Linked DNA regions of Homo sapiens: region 1 is linked to region 2. The links are chromatin loops, found by intact Hi-C in ENCODE. Cell type or tissue: psoas muscle. All regions are shown on one strand. Links, peaks and the distances in the headings refer to the core of each region. The heading gives the core; the rest is flanking DNA. Region 1 overlaps DLGAP1 (DLG associated protein 1). Region 2 holds the start of LOC105371965 (a long non-coding RNA gene).

Region 1 (8,334 bases), core at 105-8,104, 190 kb before region 2:
ACATGTTCAGTGTATTCAAGCTAGAGCTGTGTTTTTTGGGAAGTCAAAGTTGCTATTCATTCTCGCAACAGAAAGAATGCTGACAAGTAGTGTCATGTCACACAAGTAGTTTCATAATTACAGAGACTTCACTGTTTTTTATGTTGGAAAACCAACTAGTACAGAATTAAGGAATAATTATAAGAGAATGGAGGTCAACAAGAGCTTTTCTGAAAAGATAAAAAATCCATGGGGGTGGGAGTAGGGGGTGGGGAGGGAAAATGAGAAACCAATATTTGCTGCAAAGACACGGGGGCCTTGTTGATCAAGAACACAGCCAGGCACAGTGGCATGCGCCTGTAATCCCAGCTACTTGGGAGGCTAAGGCAGGAAGATTGCTTGAGCCCAGGAGTGTGAGCTCAGCCTGGGCAACATAACAAGATCCAGTCTCTAAAAATAATTAATTAACTGGTTTTTTAAAAAGAAGAAGAAGAAGAACCAGTGATAGTTATAGCTGTTCCTCTTCATTCACTATCCTCTGTGAGCTAAGAATTTCCCCCCAACATATATAAATGCAGGACACATCCCACACATGCATTTGCCATATAAACATCCCATGTATTGCGATGCATAGCAGAAACAAGTGTTCACACCTTCTTTTACTGGAGCTTTGTTTTATATTTGGGTAGAAAAGAATAATTTCTGTAATAACTAGGGGAGGGAAAAATCCTATTCTGCATTTCTATAAAATTTGAGAATTAAGTTGTGTGGTATAATAACCTATCAGAACATTGTAATGTTTATTTTGCCCTATTTTGCTTTCTGATCCTTGTTCGTTCTTGGAAAAGAAATTGTAAATGTATTTTATCCAAAGCCATAAAGCAATTATTTAATGTAATGGGGACTCTAAGAACAAATACAAGCATCCTCAAGAAGTTCAGCCTATTAGGAAGATAAGACACAAAAACAACGATCATATTAAGCAGAACATGCTTTGCTTTATAAAATAAGTAAGCAAACACAACGGTAAAGGAGAGATGGGGAAATGAGAGAAAACGTGAAGGAGATGTGATTTGAGCTGGGTCTTAAAGAATCTATGGGAATTCAATAGGCAGAGATAGAGAGATAATTCCAAGCAGAAGGAATCATCAAACAAATGACCTGGAGGTGGGAAAGGCCAAGGTATGTTAAAACAAGAGCAAGTAGGCTGGGCACACTGGCACACGCCTGTAATCCCAACACTTTGGGAGGCTAAGGCAGGCAGATCACTGGAGGTCAGGAGTTCAAGACCAGCCTGGCCAACATGGTGAAACCCTGTCTCTACTAAAAATACAAAAATTAGCCAGGTATGGTAGCACACACCTGTCTTCCCAGCTACTCGGGAGGCTGAGGCAGGAGAATCGCTTGAACCTGGGAAATGGAGGTTGCAGTGAGCCAAGATTGCACCATTGCACTCCAGCCTGGGCGACAGAGCTAGACTCCATCTCAAAAAAAAAAAAAAAAAAACCCACCGGGCACAGTGGCTCACGCCTGTAATCCCAGCACTTTGGGAGGCTGAGGCAGGCAGATCACTTGAGGTCAGGAGTTCGAGACCAGCCTGGCCAACATGGTGAAACCTCATCTCTACTAAAAATACAAAAATTAGCCGGGCATGGTGGCAAGCACCTGTAGTTCCAGCTACTTGGGAGGCTGAGACAGGAGAATTGCTTCAACCCGGGAGACAGAGGTTGCAGTGAGCCAAGATCGTGCTATTGCACTCCAGCCTGGGCGACAGAGTGAGACTCCGTTTCAAATAAAAAAAAGAAAAAAGAAAAAGAGAGCAAGTAGCTGGATGTGGCTGAGCACTGGATCCCTGAAGTGGATGGTCATAGGCACGCTAGAAACATGGATCTCTGTCTATTTAGCTGAGAATTCTGGATTAAATTCCTAGAAAGCCGCTGAAGGCTTTTAAGCACAAAAATGTCTTCAGAACTGCTGCAGGAATATACAGTACAGGTAATGAGTAATTTTAGAATGGATATAACTGGTAGGGAAGAGGACAGAGAATTCTCTTGTTGGAATGGCTAGTTTTGAGGGTGTGGGTCAGGTTAAGACAATAAATGAAACCAGTAGAGAGCTGATTCACTGGGGCAAAATGGAGCCAGGCTAGTGTTCACAAATGGCCCTATGGCAGATTCAGTGGACGTGAAGGAGTGATTACGGTGTAGGATAAAGGGATAGTTATCAAAGGAGTTCTTGACTCTTCCATAATTTAGAAATGGAACTGGTGGTTCAATTCCTCAACTGGTGGTTGAGGAACTGGAGATAAAGAGTCTTGAAGCTGGGGAAATTTGTGAGACCATAAACATGAATGTTGAAATCTCAGAGGATGGGATAGAAAGCCCAATGAAACGGGCTGAAGTCGCTACAGAAGATATTCCAGGAATATCCTGGAAGTTAGTAGATAATAGAGAAAACTGTATGAGTGGAATTAGCCTCAAAATAAGAGTTTAAAGGGTGGTGGCAACAGAAAATGCATCCATAAAGGGCAAGGGGAAAGAAAAAGTATGTCAATACACATGAAAACTGAGAACATTGATTGCATTCAGGGAGAGAAATCTGGTGATTGGAAACGCAGATAGGAGAGAGAGTTTTCAGTGACTACCCTGTTGAATTTGGGATTTTAAACCATGAAAATGCTTTAAATTAATTAGAAGAGTACTTTTTCTAATTAATTGGTTAATGTTTGTTTGTTTGTGTATACTGACCTCACAATTTCTTCTAAAAAAAAAAAACAGGAGAAGTAGCCTCAAATTGGCAAGGTCTTGAGGGTAATGGTATTACCAAGGAAAAATCCTTGGTTCCCTTAAGGCAGAGGTGTGAAAGAAGGAAGTTGCTCATTGTAAAAGGGGTTTTTGTAGGACCTTGAAGCCAGCTTATACTGAAGCTGCTACATTGTCTGGAGTAAATACCCAGGGTTTGTCATCTCGCGGCAGGAAAATTTAGGACATGGACACTCATGAGGAGTTTAGGAGCGGAAGTTTAACAGGCAAAAGAAGGAGGAAGAAAAAGAAAGGAAAACAGCTCTCTCTAGTGAGAGAAGGGTCTTCCGAGAGGACCTGCCAGTGGTGGATGTGCCAGATTTTATAGTCAGGTTTGAGGAGGCGGTGTCTGATTTACATAATGCTCACAGATTGGTTCAATTAAGTGTGACATTTACATAGCGAGCAGGGAAGGCTGGTTGCCCCACCCTAATCTTATTACGCAAATAAACTTTCTCCTTGGGCTGCGCCATCTTGTCTGCTCCTTGCTGTACACGCGGCTGGCAGAGGAAAGATGGGACTGCCATTTTGAACATGATTGGCACAACTGCCGGCATCTATGTCTGCAGCTTGATCTTACAGGCTGCTGTTTGTTAGAAAGGAAAATAGTTTGGGGCTGCTTTTCATTAAAAGGAAAACAAATAGTCTGGGGCTGCTTTTCATTCAAAGGAAAACATTACCAAGGACTTCCGTACCCTCACTATCTGCCTAAGTAATTTCTTCTTAACTCCTGTATCAATATTGGCTCATGAGAGCTGACTATGAAAGTTTTAATAATTTTTTCAGCTGGTTGACATCAAGTTGGTTGGTACAAAAAAAAGTCATGTGGCAGTATTTACACCATGGAAAACAGCAAATGCTACAAAGGAGAAATCCCCTCTGCCCCTCTTCAGAGAGCCTGTTGTTAAACATTTACCAGCACACCACTGCAAAGGCCTTAATGGAAAGCCCTGTTAGAGGGCACATTATGGAGTGGGTCAGATGGAGGTGGGGATGGGTGGCATGGATGAGTCAGCTGGAGGATGAGGCCGCTGGAGTGGATGAAGTGAGCAAAGGTGATAGGAATGCGGGAAACAAAACTGTAGGGTACCACTGCAGTAGCTTATTAGCAACAGATCTTTGGAGACGAAAATTCAGACTCTGAGGCCAGAGGGCCCCAAGTTAGAATCCAAACACTTCCACCCAAAGCTGTGCCATCAAACAGATGTTGCTGGATCTGAGTGTCAGTTTTCTCATATTTAATCGTGTTGTAGAGATGGAATGAGACAATGCATATAGAACAGCTAACCCTGGCTGGGTACGGTGGAGCACACCTGTAATCCTAGCACTTTGGGAGGCTGAGGCCGGCGGATTACCTGAGGTCAGGGGTTCAAGACCACTCTGGACAACCAACATAGTGAAATCCCGTCTCTACTAAAAACACAAAACTTAGCCAGGCGTGGTGGAGCATGTCTGTAATCCCAGCTACTTGGGAGGCTGAGGCAGGATAATCGCTTGAACCAGGAGGCAAAGATTGCAGCGAGCCGAGATCGCACCACTGCACTCCACCCTGGGTGACAAAGTGAGACTCCATCTCAAAAAAAAACCAGCTAACCCACTGCGTGGTACTTGGCAGTGCTCTGCCTATGCTAATGAATGGGGGTGATGATTGTGGTGGACTCGGTACTGATAGTGGAGGTGAATGGGGGTGATGATTGTGGTGGACTCGGTACTGATAGTGGAGGTGAATGGGGGTGATGATTGTGGTGGACTCGGTACTGATAGTGGAGGTGAATGGGGGTGATGATTGTGGTGGACTCGGTACTGATAGTGGAGGTGAATGGGGGTGATGATTGTGGTGGACTCGGTACTGATAGTGGAGGTGAATGGGGGTGATGATTGTGGTGGACTCGGTACTGATAGTGGAGGTGAGAAGAGTAGAGTTGGACGTGGTATAGGTGATGACAGTGGGGTGGTGATAGTAGGGGTGGAAGTGATTATAGTAGAGGTAGTGGGGTGGTAAAGGTGGTAGTGGTGGTGGCAGGTTTTTATTATTATTATTTATTACAGATAGGGTCTTGCTCTGTCACCCAGGCTGAAGTGCCATGGCACAATCATGGCTAGCTGCAGCCTTGAACTCCTGGGCTCAAGTGATCCTCCCACCTCAGCCTCATGAGTAGCTGGGATCACAAGTATGCACCAGTGCGCCCAGCTGATTTTTTTATTTTTTTGTAGAGATAGGAGCTCATTTTGTTGTGCAGGCTAGTCTCAAACTCCTGGCCTCAAATGATTGTCTCACCGCAGCCTCCCAAAGTGCTGGAATTATAGGCATGAGCCACCACACTTGGCCATGGCAGCATTTTTTAAAATATACATATATATATATATATTTTAATATTATAGAGACAAGATCTCACTCTGTTGCCCAGGCTGTTCTCAAACTCCTGGCCTCAAGAGATCCTCCCACCTCTGCTTCCCAAAGTGCTGGGATTACAGGCATGCGCCACCATGCCTGGCAATGGCAGCAGTTTTAAGAGTAGCAATCGGCCAGGCATGGTGGCTCACTCTTGTCCTCCCAGCACTTTGGGAGGCCAAGGCAGGTGGATAACTTAGGGTCAGAAGTTCAAGACCAGCCTGGCCAACATGGTGAAACCCTGTCTCTGCTAAAGTATAAAAATTAGCTGGGTGTGGTGGTGGGTGCCTGTAATCCCAGCTACTCGGGAAGCTGAGGCAGGAGAATCGCTTGAACCCAGGAGGCGGAGGTCGCAGTGAGCTGAGATCGCACCACTGCACTCCAGCCTGGGCAACAGAGTGAGACTCCCTCTCAAAAGAAAAAAAAAAGGCTGGGTACAGTGGCTCACTCCTGTAATCCCAGCACTTTGGGAGGCCGAGGCAGGCTGATCACCTGAGGTCAGGAGTTTGAGACCAGCGTGGCCAACATGGTGAAACCCCGTCTCTACTAAAAATAAAAAATTAGCTGGGCATGGTGGCGCATGCCTGTAGTCCCAGCTGCTCGGGAAGCTGAGGCAGGAGAATAGCTTGAACCCAGGAGTCGAAGGTTGCAGTGAGCCGAGTTCATGCCACTGCACTCCAGCCTGGGCGAAGAGTGAGACTCCATCCAAAAAAAAGAGTTGCAATCATCCTCCTCTCATTCACAGCAGCAATTGTGTGCTAACAATAGTTATTAAAATAGCTGTTTACTAGAATAGCTCTCTGCTATGAGTATCCTATCAACCATGGCTTTCTATCAATTAGTGCTTCTAAAGAGTGACAGTACACGATAACCAATGGGAGCAATGCTTTAGTAAACCAGACAGGTCGCTGAGGGCAACAGGAATATGAACAATTACAATGCCATCCAGTAAGGGCCATAATAGAGATATGCAAAGTGTTAAAAGAATGCAGTAGAGGGATAGGTTTGTGCCGCAGGAGGACCAGGGAGGCATCACTATCAAAGACAGTGAATTGAGCCCTGAATGTGAAAAGAAACTGGGGAGGGGCTCCCCAGGCACGCACAGAGGTGTGGAGGCAAGTAAGTACAAGGCATGTGAAGTAAAAGAGCGAAGCCAAAGAATAGGGCCTGGGGAACCACGGAAGACAGAGTTGAATCTAGACTAAGATAGACCTTGAACTTTATCCTTTTGCCAGTAGGAAGTAATCGGTGTCTTAGAGTATCATTCACTTTAATGTAGAATAAATTAAAGAGGCAAAAGACTGAAGACACAAAAACCAGTTGGAATACAACAGGCAAGAGGAGATAAGGACTTGCCCCAGGCATGGCACTGGGGATGGAGAGGAAAGAACAGGTGTAGGAATCCACCAGGGGAGGTGGCCAGGGAGAAAGTAGAACTACAGTGAAAGGAGGAGGCAGACTAGCTTGGTTCTTGCCAGCTAGTCTGCCTTGATGCCGGACATGTGCTCGCCACCACTATTGATGAATGGTTGAAACTGATACAACAAGATTAGGGAGAACACGATAACTTTAAGAGGAATACAAAGTAAGAACTAGAACTTAGTTGTGAGTAGTCTCTAAAAGTCTTAAACACTCCTGGGTTTATCTACCTGTTTCTCATTAACTTTTTTTTTTTTTTTTTTTTTTTTTTTTTTTTGAGATAGAGTTTTGCTCTTGTTGCCCAGGCTGGAGTGCAATGGCGAGATCTTGGCTCACCGCAACCTCTGCCTCCCAGGTTCAAGCGATTCTCCAGCCTCAGCCTCCAGAGTACCTGGGATTACAGGCATGTGCCACCACACCCAGCTGATTTTGTATTTTTAGTAGAGATGACGTTTCTCCATATTGCCCAGGCTGGTCTCGAACTCCTGACCTCAGGTGATCCGCCCTCCTCAGCCTCCCAAAGTGCTGGGATTGCAGGCGTGAACCACCGTTCCCTGCTCTTGTTAACTTTCAAGAAATAGATAAGTAGAAGCCAAAGAGCAAATTCTTGCCTCTGTGTGTGTGTGTGTGTGTGTGTGTGTGTGTGTGTGTGTCTAATCAGCAGTTGAATGATTAGTAATAATCACATTTTCTCCCATTGAAAAAAACTTCTAAAAGAAATCCCATCTTCATAACTTATTTTCAATGATTAAAAAAACAGAATATTAACTTTTCAAATCTGCTTTCTGAATGTCCCTCTTTCCTTTTTAATAATGCTTTTGTTTTTCCTGAACAAATATCTCATTGCAGAAAATTGTAAAGAAAAAAACACGAAATATACAAATAACATGAATTATGCAGGACTCTGTTGGCAATTGGAAGGATTTGGCTTCTACTCTGAGTGAAATATGATCATTTCCAGGTTTTGCCCAAGGGGGTGCATGATCCTGGCTTTTAAGAAATTATTATTCCTGCTCTGCTGAGAATAAACTACATGAGGGCAGGGGTAAAATAATCTATGACTATTTCCTTAAAATAGATTATTTAAAATGGAATTACTTCATCAAGACTATATTTGCTTAGGTTCTCTTAAAGATCATACTCCCATTATTTGTGAATGAGTATGTGTGGGAGAATATATCTGTTTCAAAAGTACTTAAGGAATACAAATGCAAAATCTGTTTTCAACCTTTATGAAAACAACTGGCTCCATCTTAGTCTTAAATAATCAACCTCTTGTGGCATGGTTGACATTTCTGCTCAAGTGCAGCCATGAAGCAGGAAAACATGCATTGCCAATTTAAGAGTCAGGTGGAACTACGAATCCCTTCCCTTATTTAACAAGCATTTATGGAGCACCTAACGTGTGCCAGGCACCAGGCTGCTCCTGAGGATACAGCAATAACACTGACCCAGCCTCTGCTCTGACTTCAAAAGCAAATAATCTGAGAGCTTTTTTTCTTGTAGTGTTTATACATAAAATGTTTACAGTTGCTACAAGTACTGTAAAGAGAGAGAGAGATAGGGGTGTTATGATCCTAGGCAACCATGAGCTGTGTGATCAAAGAAAATAAACTGCTTCTTCCTCAAGGAAGTCTGACTTGAATTCCAGGTGGAAAAAAAAAAAAAAAGCAGCAAAGAGCAAAGGCCAGAAGCAGGAATGAATATAAAATTTTGAGTAATTAAAAGAAGGCTAGAGTGACT
Region 2 (8,334 bases), core at 38-8,037:
GCCGATTTCTTTATTAAATATAAAACAATGGACTAAGCTGTCCCACCCCCTCGTAGCCACATTCTACTGCTTGAAAGGTGAGAAAGAGGGAAAAGGTTGCACACTGCAAATGCAATAGAAGCAAACCCAACAAAAACTGGAAAGTGGCCAAAGCATTCTACCTCTTACAAAATACACTCATGGACACACAAAGTGATGAATTGGAGTGGAGATAGGCAAAGATTTATGGAAGAAGTGGAGTTTGACTTGCAGGCTTTTGACAGCCTTCAGAGCAATGATTCTCAAACATCTGTGTTCCTAAGAATCGCTTGGGGCCCCCAAGCAGATCCTAACTTTGTAAGTCTATTCTGACAATCTGCCTGGATTTCTCACAATTCACCCAGTTGAGGCTAATGCCAGAGTTCATGGGCCAGCCTCCAAGACTCTGCTGTCCAGCAGTGCTTTTCAACCTGGGAAGCTTTGAGAAACCTGCACAGCAAACCAATTATATTAGACAAATGCACCTATGTTTTGCATGTTTTTGTGCCGCTGAGGTTGAGAATCCCTACTGCAGAGGTATTTGAAGCAAAAGAAGTAGGCTGAGCCAAGGCCGTGAGGAAGGTGGGAGCAGTGAGTGTTTGAAAACTCAGTCACAGGGAAGTATCATGGCTAGAATGACCCACTCATCACGGGAGTTGTATTTTAACTCATATTACAGGGCAAAGACAAGTAAGAACTAGTGGACTGTGTACCAGAAAAAAAAAAAATCTATCCTCACCTAAAGCATTACTAGGAAATGTATGACCCACTTACTAGTGGGACACAAACAATTTCTTGATTTGTATCTAAGGGGCATTTGTCTGGGGCATAAATGAGTATATCAGTCCGGTGTGAGGTTTCCCGTTGAGGTTAAACTTCTTGGTCAGCCTGGCTCTTTGGCAGTCATTCTGAGAATTAGAATGCAGCAGGCAGAAAGCTCAACAATGTACAGCACATTCTGATATAGTGACTAGCTTTTATCGGCTTATTTTCCAAAATATACTTTGCAATAATATGTGAATCAATTACTACGAAATGAGACTTTTCTGCATAGATACCTAGCACAGAGAATCAGCATCTTATAAGGAATGACCTAAAATGACAGTTTTCTTTTTTTTTAGAGACAAGTTCTCACTATGTTGCCCAGGCTGGTCTCAAAGTCCTGGCCTCAAGTGATCCTCCTGCCTCAGCCTCCAGGGTGGCTAGGATTACAGGAACAGCCACTGTACCCCGCGACAATTTTCTTATCTACCACTTTCCTGCTTTTATATAACCCCAGAATGGAGACTAATTGGTCACTTGTAGTCCATTTTTAACATAGTAACTAGTACTATTAATTCTCAGTTAGGAGCCCGGTGCAGTTGCTCACACCTGTAATCCCAGCACTTTGGGAGGCCAAGGTGGTCGGATCTCTTGAGGTCAGGAGTTCAAGACTAGCCTGATCAACATGGTGAAACCTTGTCTCTACTAAAAATACAGAAAATTAGCCAGGCGTGGTGGTGCATGCCTGTAATCCCAGCTATTCAGGAGGCTGAGGCAGGAGAATCACTTGAACCCAGGAGGCAGAGGTGGAGGTTGTGGTGAGTCGAGATCGCACTGTTGCACCCCAGCCTGGGCAACAGAGTAAGACTCTGTTAAAAAAAAAAAAAAAAAAAAGCCGGGCACAGTGGCTCATGCCTGTAATCCTAGTACTTTGGGAGGCCAAAGCAGGTGGATCACTTGAGGTCAGAAGTTCAAGACCAGCCTGGCCAACATGGCGAAACCCCTCCTCTACTAAAAATACAAAAATTTGCCAGGCGTGGTGGCACGTACCTGTAATTCCAGCTACTTGGGAGGCTGAGGCAGGAAAATCTCTTGAACCCAAGAGGCGGAGGTTGCAGTGAGCCAAGATTGCGCCACTGCACTCCAGCCTGGGAGACAGAGTGAGATTCTGTCTTAAAAAAAAAAAAATTCTCAGTTATGGTCTTAAAGTCTGAGAGGCCAATTCCTATACAAGAAAAAGATAGTGATAGTCTGTGTCATGAAAAGATCCTCAGGCACACTGGCCCGTGGACAGACACCTTGCTGCAATCAACCTTTACAGCAATGAATTTCCTCTACAACCAAGCTCAAGATTTCTCTCTAGATACTTGATACAAGAATGAGATTTGAACAATAAGGAAGGAAACTGCAGATCCTGAATTTTCCAAGACAATTTAGATGTTAATCAATTTTGTCTATAGGTATCGATATTGGTACACATACAACCCAGAAAAAAAAAAAAGTCCTTTGTCAGACCAAGCGTCCTGGTTTTTAGTTCAGAAGCATCGTGTTCTTCCTTCCCTCAAATCACTGCTGCTTCCTCTTCTCTCACCTGGAAATCTATGTGGATTTTCCTACAGATTATAATTTGCTGATCTAACTAGTCTCCAGATTCATCTCTCCTGCTCCTCCCTGCTTTAAAATAGCTCATAGGACTGCTAATCGTATTTATGTATGTATATGTAGACTTAGGCGTGCATAAATATCAGAGATTACATAGGCTTTCTGTGGCCCAAGAGGTGAAATTATTTTGAGCTACCCACTCCATCTTCCCTTCTCTCCCCACACCAGTTCTCTATCTGTGGAAGCCCAAAGTGATTGCATAGGATTTCTATTAATTCTCCAGCAGAGACTTAAAGCCTGGGGTCTTGTTAGCCTTTGGGTTCCTGCTTCCAGATATGATGCTTCTATTCTGTATCATGTTGATTTGGACCTAAACCCAGTCCCTCCTTCCATGTACACACGCACACACTCACACTCACACATGCACGGAGTCCAAATGACTCCATACATTCAGGATGTGGGGTACAAGGAGAAGAGTAGATGTCAAAAGCACCCAAAAGCAGTCTGCATAAAATGGTTCTTAAACTGGCCGGGCACAGTGACTCACGCCTTTAATCCTAGCACTTTGGGAGACCAAGGCAGGTGGATCACCTGAGGTTGGCAGTCAAAGACCAAACTAGCCAACATGGCAAAACCCCGTCTCTACTAAAAATACAAAAATTAGCCAGGCATGGTAGTGGGCACCTGTAATCCCAGCTATTTGGGAGGCTGAGGAAAGGAGAATTGCTTGAACCTGGGAGGCAGAGGTTGCAGTGAGCAGAGATCGCACTACTGTACTCCAGCCTGGGCGACAAAGCGAGACTCTGTCTCAAAAAAAAAAAAAAAAAAAAAAAAGAATAAGTAAATAGATAAGAAAGAAACTAACTTTACACATTACAATTCTCTCTCTCCATGTGTATATATATGTGTATACATACATCTATACACATATATATGTATAGATATGTATGGTGGTGGGAGGAAAGGAGACATTAACTGCAGAAGATGAGGTGACACTTTGGCAAAACTGAAAATTCGGAGTAGAAGATGTCAATAAGAATGTAAGCTCCTGGATCCCTCCCCTAAAATTCTCAGCAATATTGGTGGTTGGAGGGAAGTACTAAATTCTCCCCATCCGGTAAGATGAGGGCTACAGTACATTTAGACAATTTTTTAAAGAAAGGGTGGTTGAACCAGAGGCTGAAAAACTGGAAATTTGAAACCTCAAATTCCAAAAATACACAAAAAGGAAGACACAACCACAGCGACCCAGAGCTGATGCAATGAGAATTCATGGGATAATAGAAATATCAGAAGCCAGAAAGCCAACTTTTCCGTATCTGAAATGTTACTACATGCTCTCTGGAGCAATTTGCCTCAAGTTGAATTTGGGTGAGAGGTTTATAATCCAGGAAAATCCTACATGTAGTTATATTGCCAATACTTTAGAAATTTTAAAGCACCCCTACATGTTTATCTTATTTGATTCTCCCAACATCTTCCTAAGTACCCCTCACACTGCACATAGCCACTGAGCCATGCCGCCCTAGTTCGGGAGCTGGGGCTTTGCTTCCTCCACCACTGAGCCGCTAGTGTCAGTTATCCTGCCCCGTTTTGGGTGTCCATGTGGGGAAAGTCTGGGGCTTTATCTATAGAATGAACCATGGGCAGTAGGCAGGCAGCTGGAGGAACAGCTGCCTTGACTCAAATAGCACAGAAGGCGATACTCTCTAAAACAGAGCTTGCCACCAGGGGTGCTGTAGGGGAGAAAATATTCTTTTCCTTACCCATTGCTAGGTCCATGGCTGAGGCACCTATAGCAAAAGACAGATTAACAAGAGCATACCAATTTATTTAAATTTCATGTAACACAAGAGCCTTTGGAAACCAAGGCTCAAAGAAACAGGGAAACGTGTTTTTATGTTAAACTTGATGAAGAGGGGACAGTGGAGGAGAAGTGTGATGAGACAAAGGGAGTGTGATGTAATAGTAATAAACTAGAGGGAACTTAGCAAGGCCAGTTTACTCAGATTCTTCTCTGTGTTCCTGGGTGTTCATTGATAAGGACTGTTCAGCCCAGCGTGGTGGCTCACGTCTATAATCCCAGCACTTTGGGAGGCCCAGGTGAGCGGATCCCTGGAGCCTAGGAGTTCGAGATCAGCCTGGGCAACACAGGGAGACCACTGTCTCTACAAAAAAATGTAAAAATTAGCCTGCAGTCTCAGCTACCTGGGAGGCTGAGAGGTGGGAGGATCGCTTGAGCCCAGCAGGTCAAGGCTGCAGTGATTGTGCCACTGCGCTCCAGCCTGGGCGACAAGAGTGAGACAGCGAGGACTTACCTCAAAAAAAAAGAAAAAGAATGCTCCTTTTCTCTGGGTATACAAAGGGCACCTCTCACATGAGGATCTTATGATCCACTCCAGAGGCAGGTCAGAGAATTCTTTTATGGCCTTCTTCAGGGGACAATGGCAGAGAAGATTAGAGAGTGAACTTCTTGCTTCTTCAGTTCTCTCAAATATAAGGTGTCATATTTTGGGGTAGTGAAGTCCCAAGCTCCCAAACTGCACACAGCACCTAGCATGGGCTTGGTTTGGAAGACTTTCATTTGCCTGACTCTTTTGCTGTCTCCCTTTGTATCAGCACCTCTCATCACCAGCCCCGACTATCTCCAAGGCCAGGATGCCCCATCTTTCTCTTCCTCACCCCTGCAGCACTGGTCATCTTTTGTGGTGACCTTGGCCTCATCACCCTCATCCCCTCACCTCACTTCCCTGCTGGGGTGAGTCTGCCAACTCCTCACTTCTCTTTTCATCCTATATTTACAGCATAAACCCTATGGCTTGCTGCTCCATTCCCTCTTTTGATTTCAAAAGTATACTTTGAGGCCAGGTGCAATGGCTCACATCTGTATTCCAAGGACTTTGGGAGGCTGAGGCAGGAGGATCGCTTGAGGTCAGGAGTTTGAGACCTGCCTGGGCAACATGGTGAGACCTCATCTCTATAAAAAACAAAAAAATTCACCAAACATGGTGGTACATACCTGTAGTTCCAGCTACTTAGGAGGCTGGGGCAGGAGGATCCCTTGAGCCAAAGAGTTTGAGGCTGCAGGGAATTATGACCTTCCTGTTGTGCTCCAGCCTGGGCAAGAGCAAGACCTTGTCTCTCAAAAAAAAAAAAAAAAAACCCTACTTTGAAAGCAAAACCAATGAGCAAGATGTATGTCTCTTTCCCTGCCCTTTTGCCATACACTCCTTGTGATCCTCAAGGCCTGTGAGCATCTCTGTCTGAACCTGGAAGAGGATGTACAAAGAGGTGAGGAGGAGGAAAGCACACAGCATCACGGTCTTTCTCCATACAGGTGAGATTTATTACCTGCATTTGCATATGAAGACATTGGGGTGAAGATCTGTAAGTGACTTATGCAAGTTCAGTCAGGCCAGCAGCAGCAGCACCGCTGGAAACAGAACTTCTGACCCATGCAGGCAGGCAGGGAGGGAGGTTTTACTGTATTGGGTGGCTGCTCAGAAGCCCACAGGGATTGGCTAACATATTCTAGACGTATAACCCTAACTTTATCGTCAACTTTATGACATGTCAATAAGATTAAAGCAGCAGGCAGGCTGGGTGCAGTGGCTCATGCCTGTAACCCCAGCACTTTGGGAGGCCAAGGCGGGAGGGTTACTTGAGCTCAGGAGTTTGAGACCAAGCATGGTGGTGCACACCTGTAGTCCCAGATACTTGTGGCTGAGGTAGGAGGATCACTTAAGCCCAGCAGGTGGAAGCTGCAGTGAGCTGTGATCATGCCATGGCACTCCAACCTGGATGACAGAGCAAGACCCTGCCTCAAAAACAAAAAACAAAAAAAAGCTCTACAAATAATTCACCATGTTTGTATAATATTTATGCTTTACCAAGCACATCACCATCCATCACCTCATTTATCCTTATGAAATCTCCATAACACAGATGTTATTCACATTTTATATGTGAAGAAATTAAGGCTCAGACAAGGTCATAATACTGGGAATTTGCATAATCAAGAATTAAAGGCTGTTCTTGTCTTTGAAAGTGGAGGTCATTCTCCTGCACTTGGCTGCTCTGAAATCCTTTTATGTTGTTGTGGACAAAGAGTTTCACTCTGTCACCCAGGCTGGAGTGCAGTGGGGCAATCTCAGCCCACTGTAGCCTCAACCTCTCAGGCTCAAGTGATCCTTCCACCTCGGCCTCTCAATTAGCTGGAACTACAGGCGTGCCCCACCAGGCCTGGCTAATTTTTGTATTTTTTTGTAGAGACGGGTTTTTGTCATGTTGTCCAGGCTGGTCTTGAACTCCTGGGCTCAAGTGATCCTCCCACCTTGGCTTCCTAAAGTGCTAGGATTACCGGCCTGAGCCACCGTGCCTGACCTGCTCTGAAATCCTTCATGACTGACCATCCCTACATCTCTTGGGGTTGTGGGTCATTGTGGCACAAGTAGCTTTAACTCAATTGCTCCATGAGTCTCAACAACTAAACAGTGTTGTAGGTTTGCTTTCTGTACGCCCCAGTTCACTTTATTGCACCTCACAGTCAGAGACCATTTGTCTAACCCAGGCCAAACATCTTTCAAATGGGTGTTTGTTCTTAATGACAATTCTATGTGCGTGAAAAATTGGGATAGATTGTTCCCTAGTGCTACTGGAAAAGCGCTTGCCATGGATGCCTTAGTATTAGACATGGCACGAGAGCCTGTGTCAGTTAGGATATAGACAGTCACAACTAAGAGGAAAGGTAACTAGACCCGGTTGAAACTATAACATGATTTTATTGGTTCTTCTAAGTGCCAAGTTTACAAACCACATAATCCTCAGGTATGGAATTATCTGGACATTTATGGCACAATCAGGGCTCTTGGACTCCATTCATTATCTCTACCCTCTTCCAAGTATTTGGTTTCTTCATTGTTCTGGCCTCTGTCCTAGTGGTGTAATGGACACATCAGTTCCTGTTTCCACATCTGTGCATACCCTGTCAGAAGGAAATGAGATCAGTTTTGTCCCAGAGGTCTAGGCTAAGCCATGAGTTTTATTCTTAATGGACTGGTGGAGTGCCGTGCTGGAACCAGTCATCAAGGCCAAGGCCATGGATGCACCAATTGACTTAGCCCAAGTCCGCATTCACCCTTTGAAGCCAGGGCGAGTATCACCTTTTCCTGTACCATATGGTCCCCCAAATGGAAAACATACACTGTTGGAAAGGAGAAAGGGGGAATGGCTATTGGGGAGGGAACACCAAGTGTCTACGCCTGCAGAGCTTCCCACCCCGCATGCCAGGGCATGTGGAGTGACTAGATTAAGATATGCTGAGATCACAGCAGGCCTTGGAGCTCACATAAGGCTGGAACAGCCAGAGTACCCAGTGAGATCTCCATCCTTGAGCCATTGTATACGCTGTACAAATGTGTCTACTTTCTAAGCTTGCCGTGATAAGAAAGAATTGCCAAGTACTGTGCTACCGAGCCATTTTGATGATTCTTATGCCATGAAAATAATTTCACAGTAATAGCCTCAGGCAATCTTCTCCTGACGGTAGTACTTTTATGAACTATCTTAAATTTCCATTTCTAGAAAAGGTTGTGGAAAAACTAGTTTGGATAGCACCTAATCTCTGAGTCTGAACATAAAGTATAGCTTTGATATCAAGAATCGATTGAGTGCTCTTCCCCAACCTTCCCCATAAGTGGGTTTGGGATTTATCCAGCTAGGTTTGATTGGAGATGATACTAGACTTTAGCCCTCTAGCTCCCCTAGACCAGGGTTTCTTATTTGGGGGCCTCAGAGATAAACACTCTGCCCTCAACCTGGCTTCCATCACAGAGCTTTGGTTCCTAAGGTCTGAAAACAAAATGTAGGGTGAGAAGGAAGGGTATATCCCTCCCCAATGCCTCAAGCTGGTCCAACTCTTAAAGTTACAAAAATAATCTATCCAGAGTTTTT

What was found. Peaks named below come from ENCODE experiments on the same cell type or tissue, not always from the same donor. Only the 100,000 strongest peaks of a DNase experiment are listed, where the experiment ranks them.
Region 1: it touches region 2 in a loop (2.7-fold over the local background); 2 of 110 quality-filtered maps call a loop at or near these places.

What each region holds. Positions count from the first base shown.
Region 1 is chr18:3,671,112-3,679,445 of GRCh38, reverse strand. All of the region lies in intron 7 of DLGAP1 (DLG associated protein 1), which reads left to right. Among named protein-coding and RNA genes, the nearest start is that of DLGAP1-AS6, 22 kb to the right of the region's middle. In psoas muscle, for the core only: no CTCF peak of the experiment used is centred there; no DNase peak of the experiment used is centred there; H3K27me3 peaks cover 869 bases.
Region 2 is chr18:3,477,788-3,486,121 of GRCh38, reverse strand. GAPLINC (gastric adenocarcinoma associated, positive CD44 regulator, long intergenic non-coding RNA) reads right to left here. Exons shown (of 3, transcript NR_110429.1): 3 at 7,144-7,366. It overlaps LOC105371965 (a long non-coding RNA gene), which reads left to right and starts at 4,398. Exons shown (of 3, transcript XR_935106.3): 1 at 4,398-4,485; 2 at 5,628-5,719. RefSeq lists enhancers at 674-723, 734-813. In psoas muscle, for the core only: CTCF peaks have their summits at 3,905 and 4,113; no DNase peak of the experiment used is centred there.